Regions from separate parts of the Homo sapiens genome. Here region 2 is linked to region 1. Evidence: chromatin contacts called from ENCODE Hi-C or POLR2A ChIA-PET data. All regions are on one chromosome and are shown on one strand. Each heading gives the region's core, a stretch centred on a gene start or an enhancer-like site at or near the end of the contact. The rest is flanking DNA. Distances are from core to core; before and after follow the strand shown. Region 1 overlaps YPEL2 (yippee like 2). Region 2 overlaps VMP1 (vacuole membrane protein 1).

Region 1 (7,018 bases), core at 2,823-5,322:
GAGAATTGCTTCAACTCGGGAGGTGGAGGTTGCAGTGAGCTAAGATCGTGCCATTGCACTCCAGCCTGGGTGATAGAGCGAGACTCTGTCTCAAAAAAAAAAAAAAAAAAAAAAAGACACAGAGGGATTACTTAATGTACACAGCTACTAAATGAATAAGCCAGGTGGTTGGGCTCGGAGTTATACCACGAGCTGCTATGTTATATGGCCTCATATCATCTTATGCTACTACATTAGACTCAGAAGACGCAGGGGGGAAGTAGAAGGAACTTTAAAGACAGTCTAACCTATTGCACTCATTTGGATAAATGAAGAAAAGGGAGAGCCAGAGAGATGAACAGTCTTGCCCAAGATCACAGCGCTTGACACTGTCAATCTTCCAGATGCCAGCCCTCTCCCAGGGCTATGTGCACCAGCTATGTGCAAAGTGGTGTGTCGGGGGAGGTGGCAAAGTGCAAAATCAAGAGGCCCTCAGTTTCTCTCTGGGCCTTGGTTTCCTAATCTGTAAAATGAGGAGTTGAACTAGAAACTCCAGGTTCAAAGGTACCTCCAGCCACAAAGTTCTGAGCATCTATGACTCCAGGACATTGAGAATCTTGTTAGGAAGCAAGACAATTATACATAAAAAGTGCACGCAACCATAACAACACAGACCATACCACAAGACAGTCATTAATTTCCAAATGAACAACCAGAGAGTGAGTTCTACAGACATTCAGAGCATCCTATAAGCCAGGAAGACTCACTAGAAGAAAAAAAGATGTGAACTGGTCTTCAAGAATGGGTAGGAACTGAATAGAGAGAGAGGAAAGGAGAAGGATTCACCAAGGCAAAGGAAATGACAGGAGGGAAGAAAGGGTGGGATTTGCCACAAGGATTACTGAGTAAGACCATAAAATAGGCAAGGCCAAAAGAACCTAGGCCACACTGCGAAGCGGTAGCAAAAAGTACATGAGCAGATCTGAATCTGAACCCATCTGGCTTCTTGGTAACCTGGTAACCTATGGCCTTAATCCCCACATTGAAAGGATGTTGTAAAATAAGTGATGGAGTAAGTAAAATACCTAAAGGAGTTCCTGGCACACAGTAGGTGCTCAATAAAGAGGAAAGTGTTCAGCTGGGTGCGGCGGCTCATGCCTGTAATCCCAGCATTTTGGGAGGCTGAGGCAGGTGGATCACTTGAGGTCAGGTCAGGAGTTCGAGAGCAGCCTGGCCAACATGGTGAAACCACACCTTTACTAAAAATACAAAAATTAGCCGGGCCTGGTGGCGGATGCCTGTAATCCCAGCTACTTGGGAGGCTGAGGCAGGAGAATTGCTCGAACCCAAAAGGCGGAGGCTGCAGTGAGCAGAGATCACGCCACTGCACTGCAGCTTGGGCAACGGAGTGGGACTCCATCTCAAAAAAAAAAAAAAGAAAAAAAAAAAGGGTAAGTCTTTAGGACCAGTGTGGTGGCTCACCTGTAATCCCAACACTTTGGGATGCTGAGGTGGGAAGTCTGCTTGAGGTCAGGAGTTTGAGACCAGTCTAGGCAACATAGCGAGACCCTGTCTCTCTCTCTCTCTATATATATATCTATATATACATAGAAACTAAGAAGGTGTTCAATCAATAGTAGCTAATAGCAGCAACATAGATTTTCCATCTTGTGTGTTTGTTACAACACCAAACAACCTTATCTGTAACATTCTTCTACCCTCCATGGTGAGCCTTGCATTCCCTTGTTTCCTAAACATCACAGGCTCTTTAAGTGCAGGAATCATCTTATCCCTACCATCTAGGTTTAAATGTTGTTTAAAGCACAAGAAATATTGAACTGAACAAGTAGTGTATGACAGTGGATTCTAGTCAGCCCCCAAACGCAAACAGCCAAGCTAGCAATGGTGCAGATTTACCATTCCAGAGGCCAGAGGGAGTGCCACTGCTCAAACAGAAACAGAGGGATCCTGCACCCACTCCTTGCTTCCCAGGTTGAACACCCTGATGAAAAAGAGTTTCTTTGGATTTCTGACTGGGAACACAAGCTTGATTACCAGTGTCCCTGCTGAGAGCCTAGACGCTAATATACAAACCAGTCTTATGATTGGAACCTTAAAGGCATCTGCAAACCACAGAGTTAATTTTCAGGGTACGCCTCATCGCTCAAGTCAACATTTCCTTTTGGTATTTAAAGTAACCACACAGAAAGAATCACATTTGAGCAGATTTTGTGCTCCAGCTGCCTGCAGTCTGCAGCAAAAGAAAAACAAAACATAAAGATGATTCACCAGATTTGGTCCCAGCAGCTCCCTTGATACTAAATTGGTGAGCAACTCTATGTGTGCCCAGATCATTAATTTTCACAGGGAGCAGGCGTGACTGTGCGACAGGTCTGCCTCCCATTTAAAGCATGTGACTTCCTGAACCCAATTCCCCTTGTCCATGCCTACACATGATAAACACAATTAAAAAAAAAAAAAAACCATAGAATGCTTCTATTTCTTTGCCAAGCAGTGGTCAATGAGTATTTGCTGAATGACCACCATGTACCTGGAACACATTCGGACCACTGCAATGGACAGACACCACTTGCCCCATTCTAGTCTCTTCCTCACTAGTTCATCTACCACACCACAGCAGCACTAACCATTTGCTGGTCATGTCATTACTTGCTTAAAAGTCTTCAGTAGCAACCAACTGTCAATGGGACAACATCCTAGCTTCTATTCTTCTAATAATCTGGCTTCTACCTACACCTTTAATGTTTTCACAGTTTTTCAACCTCTACCCCAAAGAACGGCTGCTCCCTGTGTGCTCCCTGCCTCTGGCTCTTTGTTCCTGATGCTCCTTTTACCAGCTCCTCCCCATCATTTGAGGCTTCTGCTTCCAGGCACACTTCAATGCCACTTCTTCCACCAAGTCTTCCCAGAACTGCATTTTCTAGAAAGATGGATCTTAAAGTTTGGTTGTGTGTGTGTTTTTTTCCTTTTTTAACCAACAGTATCTTTGGTGGAGAGCCTGATGAAAGCCATGAAACCCTCTCTAGAAAAATATACATGCCCACAGAATGACACATGCAATTTCATGGAGTCCTTGAAGCCAGTCCACGGACCCAGATTGAAACTCACTGATAAAGATCTCTATCTGAGTAATAAGTCATTCACTCAAATATTCACTGAGAATCTACCAGTCTTAGGAGCTGTGCTGCTGCTAGAGACACAAAAACGATGTCACAATCATCTCCTCAAGTAATTCACAGGCTAATGGGAAACATGCGTCATCACACTGTGATAACTGCTTTAAGAGAAACATAAGATGAAGTAGAAACTTCAAGAAGGCATAACATGAATCTATTATCTCCCAAACTAGGATAAAAGTTCCCTGACAAAATTTTTGAGTAGTATTATAATATCTAGAATAGTGCTATGTGCATGCACGCGCACACACACACAGAGTACGTAATTAGTATTTGTGCAAAGACAGAATGGAATCAATAAGATGATAAGAGCAAGTATAGGCACAGTCCCCACTGCCGTCACCCACATACACCAGAAACTCTTCAGATATAGTTAAAATGGTCCCACTGTGGACCAACCGTGCTATACAAATTATCCCAAGCTGCGTGCGGTGGCTCACATCTGTAATCCCAGCACTTTGGCAGGCAGAGGCAGGTGGATTGCTTGAGGTCAGGAGGTCGAGACCAGGCTGGCCAACACAGTGAAACCTCATCTCTACTAAAAATACAAAAATTATCTGGGCATGGTGATGCACACCTGTAATCCCAGTTACTCAGGTGGCTGAGGCACGAGAATTGCTTGAACCCGGGAGGCAGAGATTGCAGTGAGCCAAGATTGCACCACTGCACTCCAGCCTGGGTGACAGAGTGAGACTTTATATCAAAAAAAGAGAAAAAAAATCCCAGCCTAATTCATGGCTCTTTTCATCCTGAACGGGTTCAATCTCTGCCCCTATGGAGGAAAGGTACCATAAGATACTATATACTTTACACGAGCCCCAAATAGTTTCTTTTCACCAAGAAACACTGTAAAGTAACCACATCCCTTTGTTTGGAGACTTTCTGTACAGATTTGATTCACCTGCCACCCCTTCCTGGGTGGTCAACAGATACTTCTAGAGGAGTACAAAAGAGCCAATGCTTCATTAGTAGGAGACAGAGCTTTCAAAGGTCACATAGTTGAAGAAAATAATTAAGTAATTTGGGGTTGGGAAATGTGATTCTCTTTATAAAAGCCAACTTGGTAGAGCATGTCTTGCAACTGGACTTATTGGGTTGTGCTGGAACTCTTCCCTAATTTGTCACTTCTGCCTTGGCTGTAGCTTAGAAGTGATGTCTAAGAATCACTAACACGGCCGGGCGCAGTGGCTCACGTCTGTAATCCCAGCACTCTGGGAGGCCGAGGCAGGCAGATAACTTGAAGTCAGGGGTTCAAGACCATCCTGGCCAACACGGTGAAACCCGTCTCTACTAAAAAAGTACAAAAAATTAGCCGGGCGTGGTGGCGGGTGCCTGTAGTCCCAGCTACTCGGGAGGCTGAGGCAGGAGAATGGCGTGAACCCGGGAAGCGGAGCTTGCAGTGAGCCAAGATCGTGCCACTGCACTCCAGCCTGGGCAACAGTGCAAGATTCCGTCTCAAAAAAATAAATAAATAAAATTTAAAAATTACCTGGGTGTGGTGGCGCATGCCTGTAATCCCAGCTACTCAGAAGGCTGAGGCAGGAGAGTCTCTTGAACTCAGGAGGCGGAGGTTGCAGTGAGCCGAGATCGCACCACTGCACTCCAGCCTGGGCAACAGAGTGAGACTCCGTCTCAAAAAAATAAATAAAAAAGAAACACTGACATTCAACAGCAAAGTGGCAGAGGCACCCACTAGAGCTCAGGCCATACAGAGCAGTTGTTCCCACCCTTCTGTTTCTTAGTACCACTGCTCTGGCAAAGAGCCAGGTCCCACTATTCTAGAAACAAAAGGTTTACTTTTTGAGATAGACATTTATGCCTGCAATCTGATTTTTCCCTCCTCTTAAAACATACTCGAATTTTATTCGAGTATGGTTTTTGTAAAAATCATTATGTCATATATCCACTGAATATCAAAAATTAGAGTTCAATTAACAAAATTAGGGCTAAAAATACCTATTTTGCAAATTAGATAAGTTCATAGAATAATTATCTTCAAGGGCTACATCTCATATTGTATATATTCTTTATTATTTCTTTTCATCTTTATTTTTAATTTTTGCTAACTGGCATTCTGGTCTGATAATATTGTACATATCCTTTATGAATTATGCTGTCTGATGTGACACAGTAGCCACTAACAACACTACTAGTGATATAACTCAATGCTCACTATACCGTTTTCCAGACATCTAGAGAAAAAAAAGAAATGAAGGGATTTTTAGAAATTATGTTCCTATATTTATTATTTACATGAGGTTTTCAGGACACAGATAATTCCATCAAGATTTCAGAGAGTAGTTTTATTGTACATTAAAAACACAAACTGGCTGGGTGCAGTGGGTCACGCCTGTAATCCCAACACTTTGGGAGGCTAAGGCGCGTGGATCGCTGGAGGTCAGGAGTTTGAGACCAGCCTGGCCAACATGGCAAAATCCCGTCTCTACTAAAAATACAAAAATTAGCCAGGTGTGGTTATGTGCACCTGTAATGCCAGCTACTTGGGAGGCTGAGGCAGGAGAATCACTTCAACCCGGGAAGCAGAGGTTGCAGTGAGCTGAGATCATACCACTGCATTCCAGCCTGGGCCACAGAGCAAGACTTCATCTCAAAAAAAAAAAAAAAGAAAAAGGAAAAAAAAAAAGGCCAGGTGCAGTGGCTCACGCCTGTAATCCCAGCACTTTAAGAGGCCGAGGTGGGCGGATCACCTGAGGTCAGGAGTTCGAGATCAGCCTGGCCAAAATGAGAAACCCCATCTTCAGTAAAAATACAAAATTAGCTGGGCGTGGAGGCGGGCGCCTATAATCCCAGCTACGCAGGAGGCTGAGGCAGGAGAATCGCTTGAACCTGGGAGGCAGAGGTTGCGGTAAGTCAAGATTGTGCCACTGTACTCCAGCCTGGACAACAAGAATGAAACCCCGTCTCAAAAAAATAGAAAAACAAACAACAACCAAAAAAAAAACCACAAACTGATGAGCCGTGGGAACTGAGAAACTCTACCTGCCCTGACAGGTAGAGTGGACAGGATGGGTCAGATCTCGGTACTTCCTTAGCACTGCCCCTACGCCACTGCATGGGGGTACTACACTACACTACACTGGTGTACAACACCAGGGCTCAGAGCCAGAGGTGGGAAACCAAGGGCAGAGTCTACCTCTTGGCAGCCACTAGATCAATACAAGGATTCAGAACATCTCACTCCCTGACTCTTCTCAAAGAAATGCTGCATCTAATCTCTAGACAGGAAGGGAAAACCAAAATGTCACCACTGTAAGCCCAATGGAACCCCATAGGGAATAAAAACCACCTGCCTTCTAAATGCTCCCAACCTCAGAAGGACTGCCCAGAGCTTGAAAACAAGTCAGGCCAGGGCTCCTCACACAGAACACTGTGGAGGGGTATGAGGTGGATGGCCCTGGCTCTGAGGCTGTGTGATCTCATTCTGATCACTGAGTCACCCATGGCCTGTCTCCTCATGAAGAGAGGCTTGAATGAGATGACCCATAATTCTAGAAATTCCTTATTTGTCACCAGAAGATAATCTGACCTATAGATCTGACATAACAATAGCGTAAATAGTTTTGGAGACTGAGCAAAAGGTTTCCTCATCCCACCTCCACTGGACTACCCCTCTACAGCACCCTACCACTCCTTTCCTCCAGGACCCAGAGCACTAAAGCAACCGTGTGTTGGCATGAAGTCACAGGGCCCCGAAGTGGGTCTGTGATAGATTAATCCAATTTATCCTTCCTAAATGGCCTACTCCACAATGCCATCAAGGGGTTGGCAGGAGGGAGGCAAAGGGAGGATGACAGACAGAAAATTTTCATACAAAAGCTTTG
Region 2 (7,018 bases), core at 3,023-5,522, 470 kb before region 1:
CCCACCTTGGTTTCCCAAACTGTCATCAAAATTTTAGTTACTTCTGTTTTTCATTTCTCTACCTCTACAATGACTTAGGCTACTGATGCCTCAGCTTCAACAAAGTACTCTTATACTATAGTTTGCTTAATTATCACTAAAGCTATTTTAGTAACGGACTAGATAAAAATAGAAATTACAGCTCTCACTCTTAACATGCATTTAAGGCAAACAATAATGCCAGCTCTAAATCTCATGTGTCAAGTTATTCTCAAGCAGCAGACCAGAAGCAAGAGTCCATTCTGACACTTAAGATTAATTTAAAGTGCACACACGGTGGGAGTAATAATTTGCAACACAGTTCAAAGGCTTTCTATAGTTGGTTTAGGAAATACCCTAAATGCCATTCTCCCTAAGCCATTACATTCTTGCAACCCTGTGCACCTTGCTAAAGATGCTAATCTCATCCCATAGTTAAGTTGGGGAAGTCCTCCAATTTGCCCTTAAGCTCTGATTAAATTCAAAGAATTACCATTTCGGCCGGGCATGGTGGTTCATGCCTGTAATCACAGCACTTTGGGAGGCCGAGGTGGGCAGATCACCTGAGGTCAGGAGTTCGAGACCAGCCTAGCCAACATGGTGAAACCCTGTCTCTACTAAAAATACAAAAAAAAAAAAAAAAAAAAATATTGCCAGGCACGGTGGTGGGCGCCCATAATCCCAGCTACTCGGGAGGCTGAGGAAGGAGAATCGCTTGAACCCGGGAGGCGAAGGGTGCAGTGAGCCGAGATTGTGCCACTGCACTCCAGCCTGGGCGACAGAGCGAGACTCTGTCTCAAAACAAAACAAAACAAAACAAAACAAAACAAAACAAATAACTACAATTTTGTGACATAGAAGAACATAAAGTAGAAGGAGAACAAATGGACATAGAACTATTTTTTCAGTCAACTGCAGGACTAAAATATACCTAAACTAGCTATGTAAGTAGGTACTTGCTCTAGGTGAGAAAGCCTTAGAAAAACAAAAAAAGAAGTAGGTTGGGCACCATGGCTCAGGAGTTCGAGACCAGCCTGGGCAACATGGCGAAATCCTGTCTCTACTAAAAATATAAAAAAATTAGCCAGGTGTGATGGCACGTGCCTGTAGTCCCAGCTACTCGGGAGGCTGAGGCATGAGAATTGCTTGAACCTGGGTAGTGGAGGCTGCAATGAGCTGAGATTGCACTCCAGTCTAGGTGACAAAAAAAAAAAAAAAAAAAAAAAAGTTGATCTCATTTGCTTTTCCTTGCTGTGAACCTTGAACACAGTGGGTAGAAAAATCTTAGTGGGTAGTAGTATCTTCATATTTTTATTCCTGGCACAAACATAACAGCAAATGTAAGATTAAAAAAAATTTTTCCACCAGGCATGGTGGCGCATGCCTGTAGTCCCAGCTAATCTGGAGGCTGAGCAGGAGGCTCTCTTGAGCCCAGGAGTTGGGATGGAGGCTTAGTGAGCTATAATCACGCCTGTGAATAGCCACTGCATTCCAGCCTGGGTAAAATAGTGAGATCCTGTCTCCGAAACAAACAAACACATTTCCAACAAATGATGCTAGTGGCAATTTTTACACTTTTGTTATTGTTAACTTCTGTTAAAAAAAAAACTCAGGAATGCAAATAAAATTTTTTTTTTTATTTAAAGAAAAAAACACAGACTTGAAACCTACTCAGAGCTCAAAATTGGTTTCATGGGAACAATATTTTCCCATGCTTACATACCTAGAATCTGTTAAACAGACCTAAGACAAACTTCTTGGCAAGCTTAAATATTGTAAAAAAAAAAAAAAAAAAAATCCATTCAAAATAACATTTGGGCAAAATTCTGCCAAGAGCCCTTGCCAAATTGCAAACAAAATCTATTATTTTTCTATGGTTTTTAATATATATGTTACTCTGCTTCTGGAAATCACTTATGTGACAAGAAATCTGTATTTTAGGCTGGGTGTGATGGGTCATGCTTGTAATCCCAGCACTTTGGGAGACTGAGGCAGGAGGACTTGAGGCCAAGAGTTTGAGATCAGCCTGGGCAACATAGTGAGAACCCTGTCTCTACAAAAGTTTAAAAAAGTAGCTGGGTGTGATGGCAAGTGCCTGTAGTCCTAGCTATTCAAGAGGCTGAGATGGGAGGATCCTGTGAGCCTAGGAGTTCAAGGTTAAAGTAAGCTAGGATTGAACCACTGCACTCCACCCTTGGTGAAAGAGCAAGACCCTGTCTCTCTCTCAATAAATCAATAGATTAGATAGATAGATAATAAATAAGTAAGATCTGAAATCTGGCCAGGCAGGATAGGGTGGCTCATGCCAGTAATCCGAGCACTTTGGGAGGCTGAGGTGGGAGGACTGCTTGAGTCTAAGAGTTCAAGATCAGCTTGGGCAACACAGTAAGACTCCTGTCTCTACACCCACACAGAAAATTAACCAGGTGTGGTGCACACCTGTAGTCCTAGTTACTCAAGAGGCTGAGTGGGGAGGACTGCTTGAGCCCTCCTAGGAGGTTGAGGCTGTAGTGATCTAAAATCACACCACTACACTCCAGCCTGGGCTACAGAGGGAGAACCTGTTTCTTAAAACACCAACAAAAAAGATTGATTCACCTTGTTTAGCCCTATTTACAGAGTGTATACTTAAAGTCTAAGCAGTTGAAGTCTCTAAGCCTAAGAATATTTTACCAGCATTAATAAAGTAAATTTTTTATTTAATATAGGCTCTGCTCCTTTCTCAAATACTTTTTTGAGGATCTCAGCATTAATGTGAGCATATAGGTTATATTTACCCTCCTGAAAAACATTCTGACATAAATTCTAGTAAGGAGGCGATAGCCTCTTTACAAAGAGTAATAAGCCTTTTGTCTTAGAAAAAAGTCTGGGCACAACAGTTTTTTACCTTTATTTCATTGTTTGTGCTGGGTTAGTATTCCCTCTGATGATTAATCACAAAGTCTAAAGAATCTCAGGGTGTCATAAGTCAGATCCCTGAAAGCTTATAAATGAAAAAAAAAATTTTTCAGGAGAAGATTCAGGTCAGGGTACTTATAAAAAGAAAAGAGTGCTCAGCTTGGTGGCTCACTGTAATCCCAGCACTTTGGGAGGCCAAGGTGGGAGGATCACTTGAGCCTATGAGTTCAAGACCAGCCTGGGCAATATAGTGAGACCTCCTCTCTACAAAAAATTTAAAAATTGGCTGAGCATGCTGGCATGCGACAGGAGGTGGGAGGATCACTTGGGCCTGGGAGGCAGATGTTGCTCCAGCCTGGGCAACAGAGCTAGCCCCTGTCCCCGCCCCCACCAAATCTGGATAGCCCAACTTCAGGAGACTGAAAACCTGTGCCCAGAGTTATAAAATTTAATTATGTTCTAAATGAATATCAGGATCTTTAGAATTTTCTTGATTGAATGAGGACCACTGTATGTAAATCAATACATCAAATTTATCCTCTGACCCCAGAGAGTTCTATCAATTGAGATTTGGCCCAGGAGCACAGGAGTAGACTCCTATATAGAAAATGATCCTGTTCTAACTGAAGCCAACAACCGCCTCTTCTGCTGAAGAGACTGAATTTTACATTTAAGGCAATAGTAGGATACACTTTCAGGAATGAAATTAAAGCCCTTCCCTATCCTACTCCCATTACAAGCTGATCTGTTATATGTACAAAAGAGGAAAAGAGGGTGTGGGAGAAGATCAGCAACAAGACAGCCTAGCAATTCCCTTTCTCGGTAACAGTCTTGTAAATAATTCTCCATCTTCAGAAATGTGCACATTTTAGTCAAACATTATAGAGTTAAATTTTCCTTCCTACCCCCTAGGCAGTGATCTAAACAGGCTTAACGGCTAGTATTTTAATGAGTTGTCATTTCCTGTCTGATAAAGATTCTCACAGTATTTAACCACCAGTTTCCCTGGGGACCAACCAATACTAGAGCTCTATTCATAGTGACTCAGAATGGACCTCAGACTCTTGCCCTTATTCAAAAATGACAGATTGCCCTCCACATGAAACTGCCTTTCCTAGTAAGGTAGACTGCTCGGAAAAGGGTGGGGGAGTTTATCATGCAATCTTTCTGAAGAAGCCAAAGGCCATCATGCTGACTCATTAATATCTACAGCCTTTCAGCCCTTTATTAATCCAGAATAAGTAAATGAACAGGTGCTAACTGAAAATAAACACATATTTAACCTAGTAAAAAAGGATCTAGTTATCCTGTGTGACTGGAATGAAAGTGTTATTATCTTTACCATTTAACTGAATAGAACACATGAATCTTTTTGTTTTGTTTTGTTTTGTTTTTGGAGACGGAGTCTGGCTCTATCACCCACGATGGAGTGCAGTGGCGCAATCTCGGCTCACTGCAACCTTCACCTCCCGGCTTCAAGCGATTCTCCTGCCTCAACCCCCTGAGTAGCTGGGATTACAGGTAGGCACCACTACACCCTGCTAGTTTTTGTATTTTTAGTAGAGACAGGGTTTCACCATGTTGGTCAGGCTGGTCTCAAACTCCTGACCTTAAGTGATCCGCCTGCCTTGACCTCCCAAAATGCTGGGATTACAGGCATAAGCCTCTGTGCCTGGCTCAGTATATGAATCTTTGAAGCTGATACTATAAGAAAAAACTGGTAACTGATGTATTCTACTTGCTTTGGATCTGAAATGTGGTAGCCCCCTAATCATGTTTCTTTACATCCAGGATCTTGGAATGGCACCCCAACATAAAATAAATTCAGGATGAAAATCACACACTATACTAGAAAATCTAGGGCTTTCTCATATATACAAGTTTGGACTGACAGTCCCTGGCACCTTCTAAAATTCGTTGTGATTTGACCCCAGGATCTGGGATTAAAACATCTTGAATTTCATTCACATCTGTGCCCTTTCAAATGATTAAAACTTCTTTTGTACTTAAGTTAGTCCATTGTACGCAGAGTGGTATTATGAACACATGACACCATGGGTTTCTTTCTGGCTGTGTAGAAGGAAGACCATGCTTTCTCCAGGTGTATTTTATCAGGTACATTGTTTCTACTGCCTTACAGCATATTTTATCACAAAATAATCTGCAATTGCCCTAGCTTTTGGAGATTTAGCATTATTTTCTGTAAGAATCAGATTGGAGGTTAGACTTCCTTATCATTAGCAGCTACTCTTTGAAATAAGCTAACATTAAAGAGAAGCTCTAGAGAACAAAACCTCATTTCAGAAGGCAGACTTGAGCAGCAGGAGAAAAGCAGGCATTTGTGCTGATGAATGTGGCCAGAGCTAAAGGAGTGGTCTATAAGGACTAGGTAAAACTGATTGGTTGCCAAAACAAAACTCTGTTAAAAATCAACTGATTGCATTTATAGAAAATGACAGACTGGTGGCAGCTTTTTTTTTTTTTTTTAAAGAGGTTGTGTCTCTTGCCTCAGCCTCCCAAGTAGCTGGAACTACAGGCGAGTGGCACTGCACCTGGCCCCAGTGGCAGCTTTTTTTTGGGAACAGGATCTTGCTCTGTTGCCCACTCAAGAGTGCAATGGCACAAACACGACTCACTGCAGCCTTGACCTCCCGGGCTCAAGCAATCTTCCTGCCTCAACCTTCCGAGTAGCTGGGGCCACAGTAGCTAATTTTTAAATTTTTTTCAAGAGATGGGGTCTCACCATGTTGTCCAGGCTGGTCTCAAACTTCTGGGCTCAAGCAATCCCGCCTCAGCCTCCCAAAGTTCTAAGATTACAGGTGTGAGTGGGCCTGGTGGCAGCTTTTTATAGTGACAGATCTGCACTGGTTTGAAGACTCACTGAGTTCTAAAACTTAAAAATCAGGCCAGCACAGCGGCTCATGCCTGTAATCCCAGCACTTTGGGAGGCCGAGGCCTCCTGAGGTCAGGAGTTTGAGACCAGCCTGGCCAATATGGTGAAACCCCGACTCTAGTAAAAATACAAAAATTAGCTGGGGGTGGTGGTGCATGCCTGTAGTCTTAGCTGCTTGGGAGGCTGAGGCAGAAGAATTGCTTGAACCCAGGAGGCAGAGGTTGCAGTGAGCTGAGATCACGCCACTGCACTCCAGGCTGGGCGACAGAGCAAGACTTGGTCTCAAAAAACAAACAGACAAACAAAAAAACCAAAAAAGTGATAGTATTGGCAGGACACAGTGGCTCATGCCTGTAATCCCAGCATTTGGGGAGGCTGAGGCAGGAGGATCACTTGAGCACAGGAGTTCAAGATCAGCCTGGGCAACACAGCGAGACCCTGTCTCAAAAAAGAAAAAAAAAGTGACAGTATTGATTGAAATTCAATCTCACTTAAAAAAAAGTTATGATCTCTGTCCTCAAGGAACTCTATCTAGAAGGATGCTGGGAGAGGGGAAAAAATGCACTTAAATGTACACTACAGAAACCAGTAGGTTTTTCATTGAAAGTAACCACAGTAGTAACTAGCTACAGCTGCACACAGGTGGATGCACGTGTGCACAGGAGAATAGACAGAATTCATGCTGCATCCCTACCAAATTCACACAGCAGCTGTTTGAAACTGGTGCTCTAGTCTAAATTTCCAACTTCCAGCAAATGACTTCACTGGCTTCCAGAGTGCTCCCTCAGGAGTGTCCCCCTTCTCTGCCTCAAAACATCTTGGAGTCTTCACTCCAGTTTTCAAGAAAGAACTGGTTCATGAGGATAATCAATCCACTCCAGAATTGATCCTATCTCAATCATCTCTTATCATTTATATGAATTTAACTTCTCTGTAATAGTACCTAACAGGTTTTGTTATGGATATGAAATGAATATTTATGTAAAGCATCTGGCACAGTGGGTGCTTACTGAATGTTAATTTCCTTCCCACATCCTTCCCTTTCTTCATTTATATTTTCTATCTCTAGCATTTTACTAGAGTTTTTCCCTCAGCCTAAAATACACACTGGTCCCTCCTATTTAATGAATGAATTAATTCATCTGGTCAACAAATATTTACAAAACAATTAAAATGTGTCAGACATGACTTTCGCTTGACCTTTCCTCT

The links. A loop is a pair of places that touch in the nucleus more often than their neighbours do. ChIA-PET counts read pairs that join two places held with the same protein, here RNA polymerase II (POLR2A). Pooled maps may share reads with other maps.
Region 2: a pooled map shows a loop between it and region 1 (12-fold over the local background). The contact joins two enhancer-like sites. A Hi-C loop is called at or near these places in 1 of 168 maps with a recorded cell type or tissue (ascending aorta), 2 of 37 single-sample maps with no recorded cell type and 10 of 50 pooled maps. POLR2A ChIA-PET finds 5 or more read pairs at or near these places in 3 of 52 experiments (H1, activated B cell and activated naive CD4-positive, alpha-beta T cell).

The regions. Positions count from the first base shown.
Region 1 is chr17:59,357,710-59,364,727 of GRCh38, reverse strand. All of the region lies in intron 2 of YPEL2 (yippee like 2), which reads right to left. Among named protein-coding and RNA genes, the nearest start is that of MIR4729, 4.9 kb to the left of the region's middle. Within about 2 kb of position 4,072, at least 4 of the 41 ENCODE cell types and tissues checked have a DNase peak (open chromatin) inside an H3K27ac peak, as active enhancers do.
Region 2 is chr17:59,826,410-59,833,427 of GRCh38, reverse strand. The region is part of intron 10 of VMP1 (vacuole membrane protein 1); the gene reads right to left. Among named protein-coding and RNA genes, the nearest start is that of MIR21, 11 kb to the left of the region's middle. RefSeq lists an enhancer at 3,460-3,649. Within about 2 kb of position 4,272, at least 23 of the 41 ENCODE cell types and tissues checked have a DNase peak (open chromatin) inside an H3K27ac peak, as active enhancers do.